Regions from separate parts of the Mus musculus genome. Here all the other regions are linked to region 1. Evidence: chromatin loops called from intact Hi-C (ENCODE). Cell type or tissue: heart. All regions are shown on one strand. Region 1 holds the start of Ube2q2 (ubiquitin-conjugating enzyme E2Q family member 2). Region 2 holds the start of Fbxo22 (F-box protein 22). Region 3 overlaps Nrg4 (neuregulin 4). Region 4 holds the start of Tmem266 (transmembrane protein 266).

Evidence for each region. Hi-C counts contacts between places; a loop is a spot of excess contacts. Peaks named below come from ENCODE experiments on the same cell type or tissue, not always from the same donor. Only the 100,000 strongest peaks of a DNase experiment are listed, where the experiment ranks them.
Region 2: it touches region 1 in a loop (5-fold over the local background); 11 of 42 quality-filtered maps call a loop at or near these places.
Region 3: it touches region 1 in a loop (2.7-fold over the local background); 3 of 42 quality-filtered maps call a loop at or near these places.
Region 4: it touches region 1 in a loop (2.9-fold over the local background); 14 of 42 quality-filtered maps call a loop at or near these places.

The regions. Positions count from the first base shown.
Region 1 is chr9:55,147,178-55,152,177 of GRCm38, reverse strand. Ube2q2 (ubiquitin-conjugating enzyme E2Q family member 2) reads right to left here and starts at 2,809. Exons shown (of 13, transcript NM_180600.3): 1 at 2,352-2,809. The coding sequence starts at 2,543. In heart, a CTCF peak has its summit at 2,820; DNase peaks (open chromatin) are centred at 2,237 and 2,957; H3K4me3 peaks cover 2,798 bases; H3K27ac peaks cover 1,887 bases.
Region 2 is chr9:55,207,154-55,212,153 of GRCm38, reverse strand. Ube2q2 (ubiquitin-conjugating enzyme E2Q family member 2) reads right to left here. Exons shown (of 13, transcript NM_180600.3): 13 at 4,625-5,000. It overlaps Fbxo22 (F-box protein 22), which reads right to left and starts at 3,219. Exons shown (of 7, transcript NM_028049.2): 1 at 2,966-3,219; 2 at 2,663-2,801. The coding sequence starts at 3,102. In heart, a CTCF peak has its summit at 3,085; a DNase peak (open chromatin) is centred at 3,203; H3K4me3 peaks cover 2,101 bases; H3K27ac peaks cover 1,614 bases.
Region 3 is chr9:55,249,463-55,254,462 of GRCm38, reverse strand. All of the region lies in intron 3 of Nrg4 (neuregulin 4), which reads left to right. Among named protein-coding and RNA genes, the nearest start is that of Nrg4, 32 kb to the left of the region's middle. In heart, a CTCF peak has its summit at 2,158 (motif pointing right); a DNase peak (open chromatin) is centred at 412.
Region 4 is chr9:55,322,157-55,327,156 of GRCm38, reverse strand. Tmem266 (transmembrane protein 266) reads right to left here and starts at 244. Exons shown (of 11, transcript NM_172923.4): 1 at 157-244. In heart, a CTCF peak has its summit at 2,499 (motif pointing left); a DNase peak (open chromatin) is centred at 376; H3K4me3 peaks cover 1,337 bases; H3K27ac peaks cover 719 bases; H3K27me3 peaks cover 2,382 bases.

The DNA of each region.
Region 1 (5,000 bases):
CATGGGAATAACCAAAACCATACATTCATGCATTTTCTAATACCACACCACTGTAAAGAACTGGTAGTTCTGAAAGCAGACACCATTTCTCACCTTATCAACATAAGGGTGTGGCTTCCCAGTCTATAAATTGAGTGTCCTATCATGTAGGTCAGTTGTTCCTTTTCTTCCCATACCTCCAAGTTCTACCTGAATAACCCTCCAGCTGTCCAGGCCAGTCTACTTACCATCCTTTTCACTGACTACTACTTTCTGCCTTCCATATTTGGAAAATCTTCACCAGCCTACAAGCCTGGACTTTTCAAGTCTTAGCATTAACTGTCCACTCCTACGAAATCATCCTTCTCAAGAGTCGGTATTTCATCTGGGTGGAGTTTCCTAGGTCTGGAACACCCTCGCTTATGCCAGCCTTCCAAAATTGTACTCACCCATTCAACTACTCAAAGCTTTCTCAGAGGCACACCTTCAGTTCCTGTCTTAGGGCTTCTATTGCTGTGATAAAACATCATGACTGAAAGCAAACTGGGAAAGGGCTTGGGGGATGGGAGAAGAGTAACTTCAGCTTCCAACTCTCAGGTCACACTCCATCACTGAGGTAAGTCAGGGCAAGACTCAAAGCAGGAACTGAAGCAGAAGTCAGGGGGTGAGGACACTTCTTACTTAGGTGGGGTTTTTTTGTTTGTTTGTTTGTTTGTTTTTTGTGAGTTTTTTTGTCTTGTTTTGTTGTTGTTTTCCAAGACAGGGTTTCTCTGTATAGCTCTGGCTGTCCTGGAAATCACTCTGTAGACCAGGCTGGCCTCAGAGACCCTCCCTCTGCCTCTGCCTCTCTGCCTCTCTGCCTCTCTGCCTCCCTCTCTGCCTGCCTCTCTGCCTCCCTCTCTGCCTCTCTGCCTATGCAGTGCTGATTAAAAAGCCCATACCCACCATCACAGAACCAACTACCCAGGGGTAAACCACCACAATTGGCTGAGCCCTTCCTCAATCATTAGTGAAGAAAATGCCCCATAGGCTGGCCTACAGGCCAATCTTGAGGTGTTATTTTTCTCAATTGAGGTTCCCTCTCTTATTACTTGTCAAGTTAACAGAAAACTAGTCAACACAGCTCCCTACGCAAAATTAGATGCTCCCTTTAGATTTCATAACATCAAAGTAGTTGTCGCAGCTATATAAAACGCTCCAAGAAGTCTGAGTTCTCTGTATAGGCACTGGCCTGCCAAGTTCTCAAACACTAGTACCCACAACAGCTTAACAAGATATTCAGAAAGTGAATTCCCTCCTCACTAAAGCACACTGCTGCAGTTTTTTCTTTTGCCAGATATAGCAGTACCTAATAGTACTAACACTATCCACCTTCTCCAATAGAGTTTGATAACTATCATAAAGTTAAGGCCTTTGAAATTCCCACCACACTTGGGGTTATCTATTGGCTGACTTAACAGAAGGAATCTTAGCCATATAAAAACTACCACCTTAACTCCAGTTGTAATAAGGTGTATTTTCTGCACATGAGATCAATTTCACAATGAACAGTCAGCCTCATAATACACTTCGATAGGGGGGGGGGGGAGAGAGTTCACTTACAATCTGATAATTTTACCAACTGAATGTTTCTAAAGAGCATTTCCCTTAAACAGAAAAGTAACTTCCCACGTGTTTCTCCAGCCTTCCAATCCCACTTGATCTTCCCCGGTAATAAACTGCGAAGCATCTCCTTTCCCCTCCTGGTAACGTCCAGGCTTCCGCACAGGGCACAGGTGGGACAGCTTGCACACTCACCACACCACCTGCCGCGTGGAAGGTTCCATGAGCTTTTCCAAAACACGTAAGCGCAAAGCCAGGTCAGGGCTAAACGATGGTTCCACACCATCCCCCGGGGTTGCGTCCTAAACTTTTTCCTTAAATACGTAGGCTTTCAGTGTTCGTTTGTCCTCGGAGACCAAAACACAAACGAGAACTGGTTGAACAAGCAAGGACGTGGGTTTTGGAACCCGATGGGAAAACGAGTAGCTAAAACAGATACTTGAGAGCCTTTCCACCTGAGCGACTGACAGGAGCCCACGGACGAGCCGCGGTCCCCAGAGCAGGCCGGCTGCGGGCGGCCATGGCGACCTCGGGGCCCGACGGGGGCCGCGAGGGGCCAACAGAGCAAAGCCGGCCCGCGCCGTGCTGCGACGCGCCTCCACCTCCTCCCGACCAGGCAGCCCGAGCTCCCGGCCGGGCCCAGGGCCCAGCCGCCAACCGGCCGTGCCCGGGACACCGGGGGTCTCCCGGGCAGGCGCCCTTTGTCCCGGGACTGCGGCGCCCAGGTCCGCCCCCGCCCGGCCCCGAGGGGCTACGACCCGGCGCCTCACCGTGATGTTGCAGTGAAGTGTGAGCGGCGGCGGCGGCGAAAGCGAGCTGCCCGGCGGTGGTGGCGGCGGCGGCACCAGGAACTGGCAGTGCAGCTCGTCCAGCTTCCAGCTGACGATGCGGAATCGCTCGTGGTTCTTGTCGAAGATGGACGCCAGGAACTTCAGCTCGGCCTTGAGCCCTGACACGGACATCTTCCCCTCATCTCCAGCGGGAGGGGTGAGGAAAGGGAGCCGGGGCCGGGAGCCGCCGTCACGGCCGCGACCGCCCCGCGGGGCCGGCCCGGGCCGCGCTCTCGCGGCTCCGCCTCTCCCCGCCGCCGCGACCCGCGTCCGAGCGCGGCTGGAAAATGGCGAGGAGCGCGAGGCCTCGGCGGGCGGGCGTGCGAGCGAGGGAGCGAGCGAGCGTGCGGGAGCCGGGCCGGCTGCTGCCTTTGTAACCGACTCCACCCGCAGGAGGCGGTGGCCCCGCGGCTTAAAAGGGCAACAGCGACGCCGCCCCCACCGCCGCCTGGGAGAGGGCTGCCCCCGCCCCGGCGCGCGCCCGCGAGCTCCGCGCGCGCTCCCGACCGCCCCCTCCTCTCATGACCCAGCCCCTTTCCGCCCCACACCGGGGCTCCGCGCCCAGCACCCGCCGCTCGCCCCGAGGATTTGGGCCGGCGGCACCGCACGAGGATGAACCTGAGCTCCCCTGCGCGCCTCTGCGCTGCACCGGGGCCTCTGGCCAGACACGTGCGCGGCCTATCGCGCCGGCCACGTCGGCTCGGGTAGGAAACGCGCGGGCCCCTGGAGGTTGCTCCTCCGCGTGGTTGTCCACCGGCCACCCACTCACCTGGCCTGGGCGCGGCCGGGATGGGGAGATGAGAGGTGTGCGCCTAGCACCTTCACGTATGTTGCTCTCGCTCCGCGCTGAACCACCCACCACTTTTCTAAGTGTGACTCCCGAAAGGTCCTTCTCTCCAGACTTGTACTCCCTCCTTCGCTCCCATTTGCCGAAGACGATGATAGAGCCTGCCAGCTTCTTCCCATCATCATTTCAATCTTTCACGTAAACATTTATGTGCTCGCGCTAATGTGGATACTCTGCGTCCTGAGTTTCTGCTGGACTTCCCAGAATGGACCATGTTTGTTGAAGTCACATCTCAAATGTGTCAGACTGATCCTTCCTGACCAACTAAGCTAAAGTAACCATGTAGATACCATGTATCCCTTTCCTAGGTTAACTTATTGCTTCTTTCTGTTGTCTCTGCTTAACACTGAAATCTCATTCAGAGAAGCACCCCTAGGATTGAGGGGAGGAAAAGCCTAATGACACCTGTGTCATTTAATAAATTCTTGCTCTTACCTGATTCCCCAGCACTTAACACAATTCTGGAATAACCTAGGTTCGTTCACAAATAACTAGAGGACTACATTTTTCCAGAGGCAAGACCAACTTTCTAGACATGTCACCTATGTAGTACCCAGGGTTCCTAGCTTAGTAAGGCTCCCGGGCCTGGTTTAGTGCCCTGCTGTCACCATCTTGAAATTCTTTTATTATTATTATTGGTTTGTTTTTGAGACAGGGTTTCACTATGTAGCCCTGGCTGTCCTAAAACGCACTCTCTGTAGACCAGTCTGGCCTCGAACTCACAGAGATCGGACTGTCTGCCTTCTGAATGCTGAGGTTAAAGGCCTGCACCACCGCCAGACTAGGAATGCATTCGTTTGTTTTTGGAAATAGGCTCACTATGTAGCAGTGGCTGTCCTTGAACTCACTATGTAGACCAGGATGGCCTTAAACTCACAGAGATCCAGCTGCCTCTGTCTCTTGAGTGCTAGGATTAAAGGCATATACTACTAGGCTTTGAAATTCTTATATTCTGTGAGGGAACCTGCTTTCTCCCTTTACACTGGTCTTGAGGTACCTGATTCTGACCTCCTAAAATTACAACAGAACAACATGGGGAGACATTGTTTGGGGTTTTTGTTGTTGGGGTTTTTTTGGTGTTTGTTTGTTTTGTTTTGTTTTCATTTGTGAGGTACCATGTTATGGTGAGTCTTAGCTTTCAGAAGGGGCCCAGATTCCACTGAGAACCCAAGAAAAGTTGCAACTTATCTTTCCAGAAAAATACTTTCACCAATAAACCTTGTACTTAATGGAGATTTACAGTTGCAGCACCGTATACCTGGGCCTCGAGCTAGAAGTAAGGCACTGCACAGGCGTGACTGCTGCCCTAAGCACAGATGTGACCAGTCATTTCCTTTTTCTGGTCCCTGGTACTCAGGAGCCTAACAGACATAGCTGCTCTAAACAAAGATTGGCAAAAAAAAAAAAAAAAAAAAAAAAAGGGCAGGGGGCATTCTGGTCAGAACTGGGTCTCATGGAACAGGTTTCAGTTGATTATCTCTAAATGCTATAAGATGATAAAAAGCTCCTGTATTGTGATTAATCTTACCTATTATATCTTAGAGATATATACAAGTATTAATCTCACAATTATTCTGTTGAATGGATCAAAGTGGACCAAGCCCTAAGAGGCATAAAGAGATAAGTAGATTATCTGAATTAAAGAAGCTTAATCTATCACATAAAAAAAAAAAAAAGAGCCAAAACAAAACACTGTCTCCTGGTGTACCATGCTGCAAATAACAGGAGAGAGGTTGAAAATA
Region 2 (5,000 bases), 60 kb before region 1:
GCCCTCAGAAACCAGCTGTAGCTGTAGGCAGCTGTGACCCCTGATGCTGGGAATGACCTTGGATCCTCTGGAAGAGAAGCCAACTATCGGTCACCACGGAGCCATTTCTCCAGCCCCTTTATCAAGATTTTCTTATCATTGAAGGTACTTTGTGATTTATAATTTAATGATTTATTTTACCAAACTGCAGATTTAAGCTTCCTCACTGTACATGATGCTCCAATAAGGACTGTGGGTTTTGATCAATGTATCAGAGAGAAACAGTAATCCAACAGACAAGCGAGATGCTAGCCAGCTGTCTGGGTGTGAGTCCAAGAGTCCAAAAGAGCAAAGAAGAAAACCCACACAAGACAGCATGGAAAAAAGACACCACACTCAGGGCTAGCACACTAAAAATAAGAACCAGGGTTTGGAGAGATGGCTCAGCATTTCGGAGGACTGCTGCTCTTTCAGAGGACAAAGTTCATATAGATCACAATCAGCTCTAAGGGATTCAATGCATTCTTCTGGCCTCCACGGGCATGTGCACACGTATACATATTGAGATACACGACAGGCAGACAGGCAGGCAGGCAGGCAGGCAGGCAGGCAGGCAGACAAACAGACACACAGAGAGAGGAGGGGGAAGCACGAGTGCGCCAGGTTTCCAGACCCCTGGGAGCTCTCAGAGACTGAGCCACCAACCAAGGAACATACATGGCTGGACATACACAGCAGACTGCATGCAGCTCAGTCTCCAAGGCTAGCTAGTCTGGCCTCAGTGGGAGAGGAAATACCTAATCTGGCAGAGACTTGATGGTATTTGGGGTGGGGGTTGGGGGAGGTATGTATGGAGGGGCCCCCTCTCAGAGGAGAAGGGGTGGGTGGGAGGAACTCTGAGCCAAGTTTCTCACTGACGATAAGGGAGGTGTAAATATGAACATAGAGGAAGTGGATGTACCTAAGGCAACTCATGTGTCCCCATGCACTGACAGAGATACAGCTCCAGACACACATAAAGTCATCACCTCTCTCTTCATCCAATGAGTCAAATGCAGCTATTTTTTTTTAAAATGGGGGAGGGGCCGAATCTATGCTATATTTACAAACTTTTTTGTCTTTATTTCCTAATATAGTCTACATTTATACCTTATATGAGGTATAAATAATCTAGAAATTTGAATTTAAATAAGGGTGGGCAATATAGGTTAACAGAATACTATACCACTTTATAAGGAACTTGAGCAGCTGTGGAATTCAATATGGTGCATCGACTACCCTGACAATACCAAAGAACAATTGCATATGCATATACATACACACATATTCCTGTCTAGGCTAGAGGAAGCAAACCCTTAAAACAGTGAGTAGACTTACACAGTACTGACCTTAGAGTCTAAATTAAATACCATTCTCCACTAAAAGAAACCAAGACTATTAGTGAAACTACTAAGTTCTTGAATGAAGCAGGTGAAATACAAGCTGAAGACAACTGGTGCCAAAAGAAAGGTCATCCCTAAGAGACAATAAAACTGGCTTGAGTGCTCACTAGCCACACAAAGACTGTGTGAGTACCAAGGAGAGTCTAACAGTAACAGGTACAGCTCTACACAAGAGACCAAGCGTATGTATGAGTGCTGTGTGAACAAAGTGGAAGAGAATGAAAAGTAAGTTTCAAAGCTTCTCTACAGACAAATACTTATTAACTGCAACAGGACAGAAAATTTAAAGGCAGAAGTTTCTGGCAGACACCTCTTAAATCAAGGAATTTAAGGTAATGGGATAAAAAAATCTAATAAATCCCAGTCACACTCAACTTGTGCCTTGAATTTTCTTAAGTGTTGGGGCTGGTACAGAAAGTCAGGTTGGAGAAACATACAAACCAAAGGAGCGCGCCTTTCAGTTACTCATTGGGAACAGAATCAAATCCTTCTGCTCTTAAGAAAAGCACTGGGGCACTTTGGCTCCCACACCAAACATTAATCAAGAGAGTGGCCTACAGATTTGTCCACGGGTCAATCTTTGGCAGGCACTTAACTTGAGTTCCCTCTTTCTGGATCAAGTTGAAAACCAAACTCAACACCAAAAGAATCGACACATACATCAATGATAACTTCCCAATGTGGAGACTATATTGTGGTTAAGTAGAACATTCCTATTTGCCTATTATACATACTAAGCGATAATAGGGCATCAAATTGGCAATTTCCTCACGAGGGCCCCTGCCACTCAGTGAGATACTGGAGATTCACTATCTATCAGCTCTATAATCTGTCTTCACCTCCCTGAACACTGACTCTCCTGGATCCAGGGACAAAAATGAGAAAAGGAATGTGGTTTACGTATTTAGGTAGAAGTTTTAGTTCTTCCGGTTCTAGTGTGAGACCCTGGGCAAGCGATACCCAACACCTTCATTGCAAAATTGAGGCAAGTTAAGGAAGGCTCTGTACGGCCTTGTAATAGTGGACACCTGGATACTTCAATTGCCCAACATCTAATAATGACTAAACCGCAGTACGCCCCTACAAAACCTGACGTTTACTACAAAAGCCAGAATACGAGCATAGGTTCTCCGAGTTAACGAAAGCAAGGATATGTATCACAATCTTGATTTTTTAAAAAGTTCTCCAAGATGGCCCACCAGTCCTGCAAGTGACTGTCCAACGCATAACTCCATACTTGCCTCAAGCGCCTCAGCTACCACGCGCACCAAGCAATGTCCCTCCAGGTGGCCCGCTTCAGCCACACCCGCGGAGATCCAGGTCACGCTGCGATGGGTCCGCAGCACTCTGCGTACACACTCCCTCCACAGGCGGCATACTCTGGGGATGCAAAAGCACAAAGGGTTGCCGCCGGGCGGCCGGTTCCCACCGTCAGCAGCCTCGCAGCGCCAGCTAAGCACTAGGAAACCCGGGCAGAGGTCCCGGCAGAGGCGACCCCGCCACCCTCCGGGACGAAGGTCTCCTCCCGCCCCATTCGCCCTCACCCGGCTACCCGAAGCAGCGCTTTGGCCGGCAGGAAGGTAAACACACGCTCCACCACCTCCGCAAGGTTACTCAGCACGTAGGTGCTTCGCGGATCTGTGGAGGAGGAGACGCCGCCACCGCCGCCTGCCGGCTCCATTCCTCGCCTACCGGCCCGAAGGCCCTACAGAGTCTCAGGGGTACCGGAGCGGCCGGCGCACCACCTACAACCCGAGCTCCCTGAGCAGGCGCGCGCCACTTCCGGTGGGCCGCTTCCGGTACTGGACACGCCGCTGCGGCGGTGCACCGGCCTGCACAGTTCCGCCCGGAAGGGACCGGAGGCAGCCTGGCGTTTAAGCCGGCTGCAAACACTATTTGGTCAATCTGGTTAACTCGTTAGGTCTTAAGTTTTAAGCGAGTAGACATAAATAGCACTCGCCATTCTTTGGCACTATTAATTGCTACAGAAAGCACATGCCAAACCAGATAGATATTTTCACACAGGAGCCATTATTCTTTGGCTCCTGCTGGCTCTTCCCTGCAGGGCTACATACAGAATCACAGGGGATGAAGCCCAACACCATACATTCCCGAACCACAAATGAAAGAACAGTAGAGGCTGCTTCATTTCAACTGAATAGGTTGTCTCCTGACTGAGGGGCACTTTGTCCCCAGCTACTTGGCCTGACCTGGTGCTTCTTGTTTTGGCTTCTAGATCTTTTACACTGTGATAACCCATTAGAACATTTTGAGCTGGACAAGATGATGCATGTTTGCATCTAGCAAGCTGGAGGCAGGAGGGTCAAAAGCCGAAAACAATCTAGACCCTACTGCAAAATATGTAAGATAACACAAAAAAACATGAACAAGCCCTCAACAAGCAGCAGCCACTTTACTCTGGAAACCTTAAGACTTAAGTAGCAAACATGGACGCATCATACAGTCTCCAAAACACCACGATACACTGGGAATGTGTGAAAACTTCAATGCTTCCCGTTAATAAAAAACCCCAGCAGCTCTGGGCTCTCCAGGAGCCCTAAATCCTACTTCTAGAACTTCCAAACTGCTCTGTGGCTCCACTCTTCTCACCAGGCACTGGTTGGGGTGGGGGTGGGGTGCGGGAACATGTTATGACGACTAGGGAATGAACACCAAGGGTCAGTATGTTTAAGAGGAGGACTTCTGAACATTTCCTCAGCTAAGGCAACCTTCAGAAAAAACAACTGTTTCTGAATGAAGTAGGGAGGCTGTACATGGAGACATAACATTCAAACCAAACATGAAACTGGCACAGGAATTTCAGTCAAGGAAAGAAAAGGCTTTCCTTCTGCTGAGATTCTGATGAGATCTACAGATAGTGGTGTGTATAGAGGCCTTGAGTGTACAAGAGGAACTGTGCTAATAGTACCCTAAGAACATTAGAGACATTAATTAAAACAGCACTAGAAACCCACATGTATTTGAATTTAAAGAACGCAGTAAGGGAATGGTTAAAGAAAAACTGAATACACTATGTGTGTACACACCAATTCTAGGTTCCCTATCCCTCTCAGTATCTTCATCTCCACTTCTGAAACCTCCCCACACCCCATCTTCTCTTTAAACAGCCTACACTAGAAATTCAATATAGAGCCTATAGACGCCTGAATTATAGCATCTCATAAGAGGGAAAGGTGACAAACTGATTTTTAAATGGTTCTTTATTCATAAACTTGATGCAAGTTTACAAAATTTACTGTACATTGCCAAATAAATCTGCAATGAAAAATAAAATCAAAAAAAAAAAAAAACCCAACCCCAAAGCATGCCAAATGTGCAGCTGTCAATCTGCTAGCCATTAGGAAATTAGAATTCAATAATGTATTCAAGATTTTGCCTTAGGCATAAGGAACTTAATAATGTGTTGAAGAATTCTGTCTTGTCACTTGTCATCTGAGCCACTGGCAATCATATATTTAGGGTAACCAAGTGACCAAGAATACCAGATATCTTTTCTGCCCTCTTAACCAACAGAATCAAGAGAAACTAACACCACACATAAAATGCACAAGTGCCACA
Region 3 (5,000 bases), 100 kb before region 1:
TCTAATGTAAATGACAGCAGTTCCTATTCTAACTACTGTCTTTATTTCTCTAATGAAATGACAGTGACTTTGAAGTATCTTTTTGGGGTATAAATGATATTTTGAGGGGTTTTTTTTCTGTGTTCAAGATTCAGTTTTGGGAAAGTAAAATTAAAACCTTATTGAAGAGGTTGGGCCATTTGGTTATAGCATCACGGTGGTTGAGAGAGGGTTCCTGGCTGTCTCTCTCCTCAGAGGAACAACAACATTTAAAATAAAAGTAGAAAGAATAGCTATACAGAACCTTGGTCCCTGCCTCTCCCTCCCTCCTCTTCCTCTTTCTTTTTGAGTTAATATTTTTCTTCCCATAAGTAATCCAGGATGCAAACTTCAGCATCAGGCACAGAAACACATCCTGGGCAGATGCTGAGTCACTGCTTTCTGGTCTGGTCCAGGAAAGAACAGAATTTCATCTGCTCTGTAAACCCAGCCAGGGAGGAACCGAGAACCAAGAACACACTTTACATGATAAGAAAATGAAATTCCAAAATTTCCAAAACAGATCTTTTCATATTCAAACACCTTAGTTAACCCCTGGCAACAGTCTCTTAGTCAATAATGCTGAGCTGTTATTTGTATGTATGTGTATCCATCATTTGTATTTCAAATGAATCAATATTCTTCATTGTGTTTCTGTTTCCAGTATAGCAGTTTTGACCCATGTAAGGTCATCACCTTTGGCTTTGAGGTGAAAAGAAAAAAGCTGAGAACTGCTACTTTCAAGCAAAACTACTTTTTTTTAAAAAACAGAAGTGTGTGCCCTCACATGCATCTCTGTTATTCTTAGCAGTCTCCTCGCTTGCATCAGCTATAGCTTTTGACCAAGTAACTGATGTCTGTTTCACAAGGAAAACTAGGTTCAGGGTCATCTGGGACTGTAAAGCGTAAGAGACAGTTCAGTAGACAAGTCGCAGACACATCACACACCGTTCGTTCTGCCGCTACATATGTACTTTTTAAAGTTTAATTTTTTTTTTTTACATTTCTTTATGGTGTGTGTGTGTGGTACAGCTTATGTAGGGAGGTCAGAAGGCAACTGTAGACATCATTTCTGCTTCTGTCATGTCGTTCTGGAGACAGGGTTCAGGACATCAAGTTTTACAGCAAGTGCCTTTACGCTCTGAGCCATCTTCCTGGACCTTTATTTTTGCATTGTTTTTAGATATGGGTCTTACTCTAACTTTGCTTCTCTTCCCCTTAAATGATACTAGGGATAAAACCCAGAGCATCCTGTATGCTGAGCAGGTTCGCACCACTGAGCTGTGCCCTCAGTACAACTCACAGCCTTTATATAACCCACTAAAGAGGCAAAATCTTCATTAATATAATGAAAATTCCTTATGCAAGAAACAGAAATCTAAGTACAAATTCAACTTGGTGATTAACCTTTCAGTGGTCCTACCCTATTTAAAATCAATTTAATTGGTTCAGATTTTTAAGATATCTTTAAAAATTCTATTATAAAGCATAAATGATATAAAATAACTATGGTTTAAGTAGAGCATCAAAATAATGATTTAGTTGAACAGTTTTACATTCTTGAGTTTTCCGGTTTTGTTTGGTTAGTTTGGTTTGGTTTGGTTTTCAAGACAGGGTTTCTCTGTGTAACCTTGGTTGTCCTGGAACTGCTGTGTAGATCAGGCTGGCCTCGAACTTATAGAGATCACCTGGCCCTGCCTCTCAAGTGCTGGGATTAAAGGCATGCACCACCACTGTCTAACAACATCCTTAAATTTTTTAACAATATGTAAGAACTAATAGTTTATTTGATCAGTGAACCCATATAAGTTTAGGGAAAATAGACCTAGGTCAGATAAAATGTATGCACAGTGCACTCAGTATTCTTAATCAGAGAAAAGACCATCTGTTTTTATTAAGTCAAAATTAAGCTAATTTTTTCTTTTTTAAGATTTATTTATTATTATATCTAAGTACACTGTAGCTGTCCTCAGACACACCAGAAGAGGGCATCAGATCTCATTTTGGATGGTTGTGAGCCACCATATGGTTGCTGGGATTTGAACTCAGGTCCTTTGGAAGAGCAGTCAGTGCTCTTAATCACTGAGCCATCTCTCCAGCCCCGCTAATTTTTTAAAATGTAGTACTTTGCATGTACACTTGCATGCCAGAAGAGGGCATCAGAGCCCTCTTATAGATGGCCCTGAGCCAGCATGTAGTTGCTGGGAATTGGACTCAGGGCAGTCAGTGTTCTTTTTGTTGTTGTTGTGTTTTGTTTTGTTTTTCAAGACATGGTTTCTCTGTGTAGCCCTGGCTGTCCTGAACTCACTCTGTAGACCAGGCTGGCCTCAAACTCAGAAATCCGCCTGCCTCTGCCTCCCAAGTGCTGAGATTAAAGGCGTGTGCCACCACTGCCCGACATGACAGTTCAGACTGCTGGGAGCCACCCAGCACTTGCTGGGATGTGAACCAGGGTCCTTTGCATCTGCAGTGAGTGCTCTTAACCTCTGAGCCACAGCTGCAGCAAGCAGTGTTCTAACAAAGATCTGTTAATATAACTTGAGTTCTTAAAATGTTTCTTGGTTTTGATGATAATAATTTAATTTAATTCATTGATATTTAAGATATTATAATACTAGGTATATTTCTTATTGTCCTACAACGGACTTTTAGGGCTGTTCAGTATATACATCAGGCAGCATAGAGTTCCTTGAATTTGATTTTATACTCTAACTATCTCCTCTGTGGATAGATTCTTTATCTCCACGTCATCTCCTCTCTCTCCCAATGAAGATAATCTTGAGTGTTAGCCACCTGCTTAAATGTCTGGAGAGTTGAGCCAGGGCCTTCCTCATGATCTTACTAATGGAAGCAAACTTAAACCCAAGTGAACCAGAACCAAGAACGAAACCCATGAAATAAATGATAGAGAATGTGAAGTCCAGAACTATGAAGGGAGCCAGCCAATCTGAAGTTCTGCTCCCTTGGATTCACCTCTGAAACTAGGAGAAGATGCTCAAGTGTGCAGTCTGCCCCAGCCCACAGGCCTGGCATGCAGTCCTCTCCGGCTTATAAGGCCCAGTGTACAGGCTTCTGTGACACCTCAGTTGATCTCACTCTACCTAACGAGTCTACTGAGCATTTCAGCAAATAGTCTAAACGTTTTAAAATTTATAAAAGAGAAAATCAGATTTTCACAAATAAAAAAAGATGAGCATGTATTAGGATTGTATTTGAAGAATTGCTTATTTACAAGGAGACTCAGAAAAATTCAGTACTGTGCACACATGTAAATAGCATGAAATTGATGTGGGCCCACACAGCAATCTGTTGTCCCATACCAAGCAGAGTGCATCGGCATTCTCCCAAGGTTTATGGTTTACAGAGTTGTAAAGTAGCTCAAAGGTGAAAGGACAGGGCCTCTATGGAGTTGGATAATAAGAAGGCGATGTTTGCCTTGTGTCTGGGAACGTGTTTTGTGGATGATGTCAAAGTCTTTCTCTGAAAAGCAATCTACCCAGGAGCCTTGTAGCCTTTGGCATCTTGATCAGCTTGGTCATTTAGACACAAAAGCAGCCAAGTAGAACTTCTGACCAGAACTTACAGAGTTGAAGCAGCAGGAGTAGAGGAGAGGTTTGTCTTTATCGGTACCTGCACCACTAGCTGGCTGAGGCCCTGTGGGCTGTCCTGCTTTCCTCTCAGCCTTGTGACTTATCCAAAGATCAGAGCTAACAAATACACTGCATTCAACTTTGTGATTGGAGCTGAACTTGGCAAAGCATTACCTGGTGGAACAGTTGCCCATAGTGACTAAGTGAACTCTGGCTTCACCAGGATCCTGGCGAACAGTAGGTTCCTCGTGTGATCACAAGACCCAACCAGAGTGGCTTCCTGCTTTTGTGACTGTGTCTGAGCACCATGTCCCATCTGCAGCAATAGCGATGGTATTCTTGGGCAGATAGAAACATTTGCTAGGTGACTGTACAGACTGAGTTCTGTGTAGACAGTGGGGTTTAGGAAAACAAATGCAATCTGTGGAAAACTAGTTGTTCAAAAATAAGATGTAGGAAATCTACATCTACAGCATTGCTGTATTTGGCACATCATCTTGTTTACTTGTAGATTGTTGTTTTGTCTCAGCATTCTTGGCCCCCATATGACTTAGTCAGTGTTCCATTGCTATAAAGAGACACTGTGACTGTGGCAACTCTTATAAAAGAAGGCATTTAACTAAAGCTTGCTTCTAGTTTCAGAGGTTTAGTCCATTAGCAGCATGGTAGGAAGCATGGCAGCACACAGGCAGGCATGGGCTAGAGAAGCAGCTGAGAGTTCTACTTCCAGATCAGCAGGCAGCAGGAAGAGAGAGACAGAGACAGAGAGAGACAGAGACAGAGAGAGACAGAGAGAGAGAGAGAGACAGAGAGATAGACAGAGACAGACAGAAAAAGAGACAGAGAGAGACACAGAGAGAGGGACAGAGACTGAGCCTGGGCCTGTATTTGGGCTTTTGAAACTTCGAAGTCCATGCCAGTGACATACTACCTCCAACAAGGCCACACCAACTAATCCTTCCCAAGTTGTGCTACTCCTGATGACTAAGCATTCAAATATATGAGCTTATTCTTGAGGCCACTCTTACTCAAACCACCACACCACCGTATGTTTTACCAAATTCTTTTTAAAGGGAATTTCAGAACTTTGTGGCTCACTTTATTAACCACAGAAAATGTTAAGGTTTTGTTTTTGTTTTTGTTTTTGTTATAAGGTCAGTTTTTGGCATGCCTTATGGATAAGTTTCGGCCTTTGCATTTCTAAATTTAGTAGAAGGTTGTATTTTAAGGAAAACAGCCAAAACGCCTCTGCTATTAAATACAGCTGAACCCCCTTTGCTTTTATCTTTGACAGTACGTCATAAGCTTTATTAAACATCTGGAATTAGGCTGATCTCTAGAACACCTTTATGGAGCAGAAATAACAACCTCGGTGCTTATAATAGACCAAAT
Region 4 (5,000 bases), 170 kb before region 1:
CCCAGCCCGGGACATGAAGGTCAGCTGCAGGATCCTAGTCCTCCAGGGCAGTCACCCTGCAAACCACGATCCGGCCCCTACCTTTGCCTCCCTCACCCGCCCGCCCGGGCCACAGCCGGGGAAGCCCCGGCGGCTGCCGGCTGCAAGAACACGTACCTGCTGCCGGAGCTCAGGATTCGCTCTGCTCTGCAGCGCCGGGCCCGCGCTCCCGCTCCCGGGGCTCCCCTCTCCGCCCCCCCACCCCCCCGCCCCCTCGCGGCCCCGCCGCTCCCTCCGCCCCTCCGCCCACCCCGCTCGAGCGCGCGCGCACGCGCTTTCGGGACGGCGGCTCTCCCGGGCCCGCGCCTGCGCTCTCGCTGCCCGCTCCCGCTCCCGCTCGCGCGTTCCGGAGGCTGCAGAGGGGCCGCGCGGCTGTCTAGGAAACTGCGACCAGCGGGGGCCGCGTGTGGGCAGTCACCCCCGGCGAAGGGCAAGCGGGCCTCGTGGCGCGGGTGACAGGGGGCAGGAGCTCGAAGCGGAGGCTGGCTGGTGCGGCCGAGGGCGGGCGGGCGCCTGCGGTCCCACGGTACCGCCCTGGGTGCGTTTTCACACACTGTGCTGTGAGTAGCGGCGCGCAGTGTCCTCCGAGGTTTCTGCCTGCCGCCCCTGGTGTGTGCATTGCCCCAAGGAGCCTTTGAAGGCATTGCCCACCCCTCGGTGGTCCCCATCACATTCTCACGTGACAGATACACTGTGCGTGTTGGTCATGTATTGTAAATGAAGAGTTTTCTGCCCTTGAAGCGCCTGTCCCGATTGAGAATGCCTAGAGTAGACAGAGTGACTGAGCAATCTGGGGGTTTAAAAAAAAAAAAAAAAAGCCTCACGTGTGAAAAGGAAAAAAAAAAAAAGCTTACTGCTGTGAACAGTTTTTAAAAACAGTTTTTTAAAAATAGCCGCTTTCCTTTGGGGTTTTGGCCTTCTTATGTTAGATACTTTAAAGATCGGAAACCCTTCTTTCTCTAGGGCACAAAGTTCCTGAGTGACTTTGGGGTTCTCCCCCATTGGCTTCCCCTCCAGAATAATCACTATTTGGTTAGGTTCACGTGGCCTTCAGGAACGCCTGCGACTTTCTTGCCTTCTCTTCCACTAGCAAAACGGTAGAAATTAGAATTGAAAGCTTTAAAACCCAGACCATACATAGAACCGCCTGAAGGGCTCGGATCGGTTTTTTAATAGATACAGAAATGTCTAGACAAGGAATGTACATGGAAAAGTATGTCTTTGTTTAGTCCTCACCTACCAACATTTCTTAACCATCTGTAATGTCTAATTTCGGGGGGCAGGGGGTCCTTGGAGAAAACAGTTGTAGAAGTTATTTGGCTTGACAGGATTTCCCCCTACTGGTTCTAGGCATAAATAGACTGGAAAGTAGAAATGCTGTCCTCCCTCCATACTACCTCCCCGTGACCCCCCATTTAGTAGAACTACACTTAAGTTTCCTTAAGGGCTTTGAACAGCATTCATGACAGTGTTTCGCTGGTTAGCCATCTGGCAAAACATTGAGATACAAAGATTTCCTGAATTAGACTCCAATAACAAGCACAAACAATAATCCCTGGAATTAATGAGATTGCATGAAACTAATCACTCCCCACCCCTACCCCATGTGCCAGAAAATCAAGAGGGAGGAGACAGACTACCCTACCGAATGGGAGACATTGTTGGAAAGAAAGAAAAGAAAGAAAAAAGAAAGAAAACTCTCTCTCTCTCTCTCTCTCTCTCTCTCTCTCTCTCTCTCTCTCTCTGTGTGTGTGTGTGTGTGTGTTGTTAGTGGCTGAATCCACTCCAAGAGTTGTCTCCACTAGATTAGCCTGTAGACATAGATTGATGTTGAAGGGTCCAGCTGTGCCTTCCCACACTGTGGGCGGTGCCACCATTGGGTAGGTGGTCCTCCTTACTATAAGAAAGCAGGCTATTCAAGCTAGCAAGCAGTGTTCTCCCACTGCCTCTGCATCAGGTCTTGGCTTTGCTCAATGATGGACTCTAAACTGTAAGTCAAAGAAAGGCTAATTAAAGAAAACTCTAATTAAATATTAAGAGTAGTGCAAGTATTTTCAGGGAGAAAAATTAGACTACATCCATTTATCCAGAAACTTTGTATTCTAATACATTTTTTTTTCTTTTAAGTGTAAGTGTTAAAGATGTTACTTGAAGATATTACTTTAAAACGTTACTTACAATGTCACTTTAGGGTAACATTTTTTTCTACCATGGTTATCTAAGAGGAACTAGAGAGGAACACAAGGACATCTTTTGCCATTTCGTTCTGGCTTGTTTGGTTTTGCAGCACTGGCGATTGAATCCTGGCCTCATTTGTGCTACCCAAGGGTTCTGCCACTCAGCTGTATGCCCAGTTACACGTGTCTTTTCTCTCTCTACCCTTCCCGGAAACCCTATGGAAATTAAAAAAATCCCCTAACATTTGCAACTTGTCAGCTCTATGCTTCCCCCTGGTGGTGTGTCACTACCACAACACATGCCCGAATTAAAATCCTGATTTCTTTAGGGTGTTGAAACCTTAGCTCGATGATATTCACTCACACACACAAACTCGTGCACACGGGGGAGGAGGACTGGGGACATAGCGACAAGATGTCGCTCTACTTTCTCTAATGTTGCCTGTTCTTCTTCTCATATACACCAAATCCTGAGATCCAGAGAAGGATTACCACACTGCTCTAAAACTGAAACCCACAGCAGGCGTCTCACTATTGCTATTCAGCTTGCTCGGTCTTCATGAATCAGTAACAAACACTTGTTTAGAGTCAGATTGTGGAGCCTCTCAAGCGCATTGCAATCTAATTTCCAGAAGATTGACTTGGGAATTTTGGCTCTAACTGCCTCAGGCGATCAGTGCTGATAGCGGAGGTTGGGAACTCCTCCAGCTCCAAACAGCACAGGTGTTGCTTCAATTTGTGGCAGGTGAGGAATGGGAGGGAGGCCTTTCTGTGCACGTGGAAAGGAGTTACAGAGCGTCAAGAAAACACGCTAAAATGCAGGATGGAAGAGACTGCTTAAGATGTGTGTGTTGCTTTCTTGACAGACAACACTGTTTCTAAGGTGGTATCATTGGCATACTATCCATGGCAAGATGCCTTAGAAGTAAGTCAGACCTTTTACTTAAAAAAAAAAAATTGCACTCCCCTTTTTTCTGAGTGTCAATGTATGCCAGTACTCCTAGCATTGGAGAAACTGAGGCAGGAGAGAAGCTCAAGGCTAGCATGAGCTATATAATAAGACCCTCCTTCAAAAGTCCAAAATCAGAAAGGGAGAGAGGAGGGAAGGAAGGAAGGGAGGAAGGGAGAAGGGAAGGAAGGAAAGGAAGGAGGGCAGACAGTTTTTTCAAGAGCACCAAAATCACACAAACAGAATTTTGTGTGTGTTCATTCCATGGCAGCAAGATTATGAGAAGGTAAATTCAAGATGATGTTGGTCCTATGAATATCTGAAAAAAAAAATTGGTCTCAGAATAAAAACTTCTGTTTAAGTTACTAATTGGAAAAAATATCCAGATCTGATGCCTCATAATTTGTGAAAATTGGAGTTTTATGCCAAGTCCTAAATTGTTGATGTTTATCTACATGTGCATATTTTGTGGGTGCTTCTAAATGCCTTATAACACAGCTTTGCTAATGTGGACTGTGCAGAGAAGAGCCACGCTGTGTCCAGGAGAGCTGAGAAGTAGACTCTGTTATGTTGGGTGATATTTATCCGAGGCTTAAGTAGTCACAGTAACTGCTAACAGCAGGTTTCTTTTTAAAATCCTACTGAGGTAGCTTTAATGAGTAAATATATTTGACACAATTAGCAATATTCATATGCAGATAGTCTATATTAGATGCAACAGAAAGTACAATAGCATGCATTCCTTCGGCCTCAATAAACAACTGCAAAAGGTTTTCTTACTGAGCATAGTGGTACTTACCTATAACTCTTCAGGAAACTGAGGCAGGAGGATGAAAAGTTTGAGGCCCACCTTAACTACATAGACAGTTTGAGGCTAACCTGTACATTTGCTAGATCTTTCTCAAAATAATCTTAAAAGAAAAAGGTTCAGTCCCTGATAAAACACAAAGAGAGGGGGATGGGAGGCAAGGAGAAAAATGGAGAGTTTCATACTGGAAGAAGGCACTAGACTTAATCACTAGCACCCCTCCAAATTAACATATTTTAACCATTTATCTGTTGGCATACTTTCTACTGTACATCAGCATTAGAGAACCCTGTGCTTCAATTGATCTTTAGTTAAACATGACCTTAGCTGCTGGGTGTATTCCAAGTACGTCATAAAAGTTCAAGGCAAGTCAAGAGTTGAAGTTCATATCTTAACACCATCCCTCCCTACATGTGAATGTCAGTGTCTTACTAAACATGCTGCTAAACATGGGAGGATGAAGACACAGGCAGCAAGGAGTCTAGCACTGCCTTTCTATGAAGCCACTGGGAGTTTTTCATATGTGTAAGGTTTTGTTGTTTTTGTTTGAGGCAGGGTTTCATTCCATGTATCCTAAACTCAGGGTAATCTTCCTGTGTCACCCTCATGAATGGACCACCACACTCCACTTAGTATGTGGTGTTTAAGAGCGAAAGAAAATGGAACACTTTGAGTTATAAGTTTGGTTGGCCGTTACCTATTTTTAGTTTGTGTGTGTAATTGTGATTTGAATAATTGAATTCAGATATGTCTGACTTTGAACTTTATTAATCGTTAATATTTGCTTCAAGGCTAAAGACTGTATCTGGAAAATTGAAAATAGCGTGAAGCTTAGTACTGTGGAAGACCAATATGTAGGTATCTCTTCCCAAGACATTAATAAATTCCATTAGATCTTTGTTACTATAAAATGTATTTTGTTTTATGTTGGCTTATAAGTAGAGTTTTCACTATCTTTATTTCCTGCCTATTAACATTTTGTTTCGTGATCATTCCTGGAAATACTTTTGTATATGGTAGAGAGGTA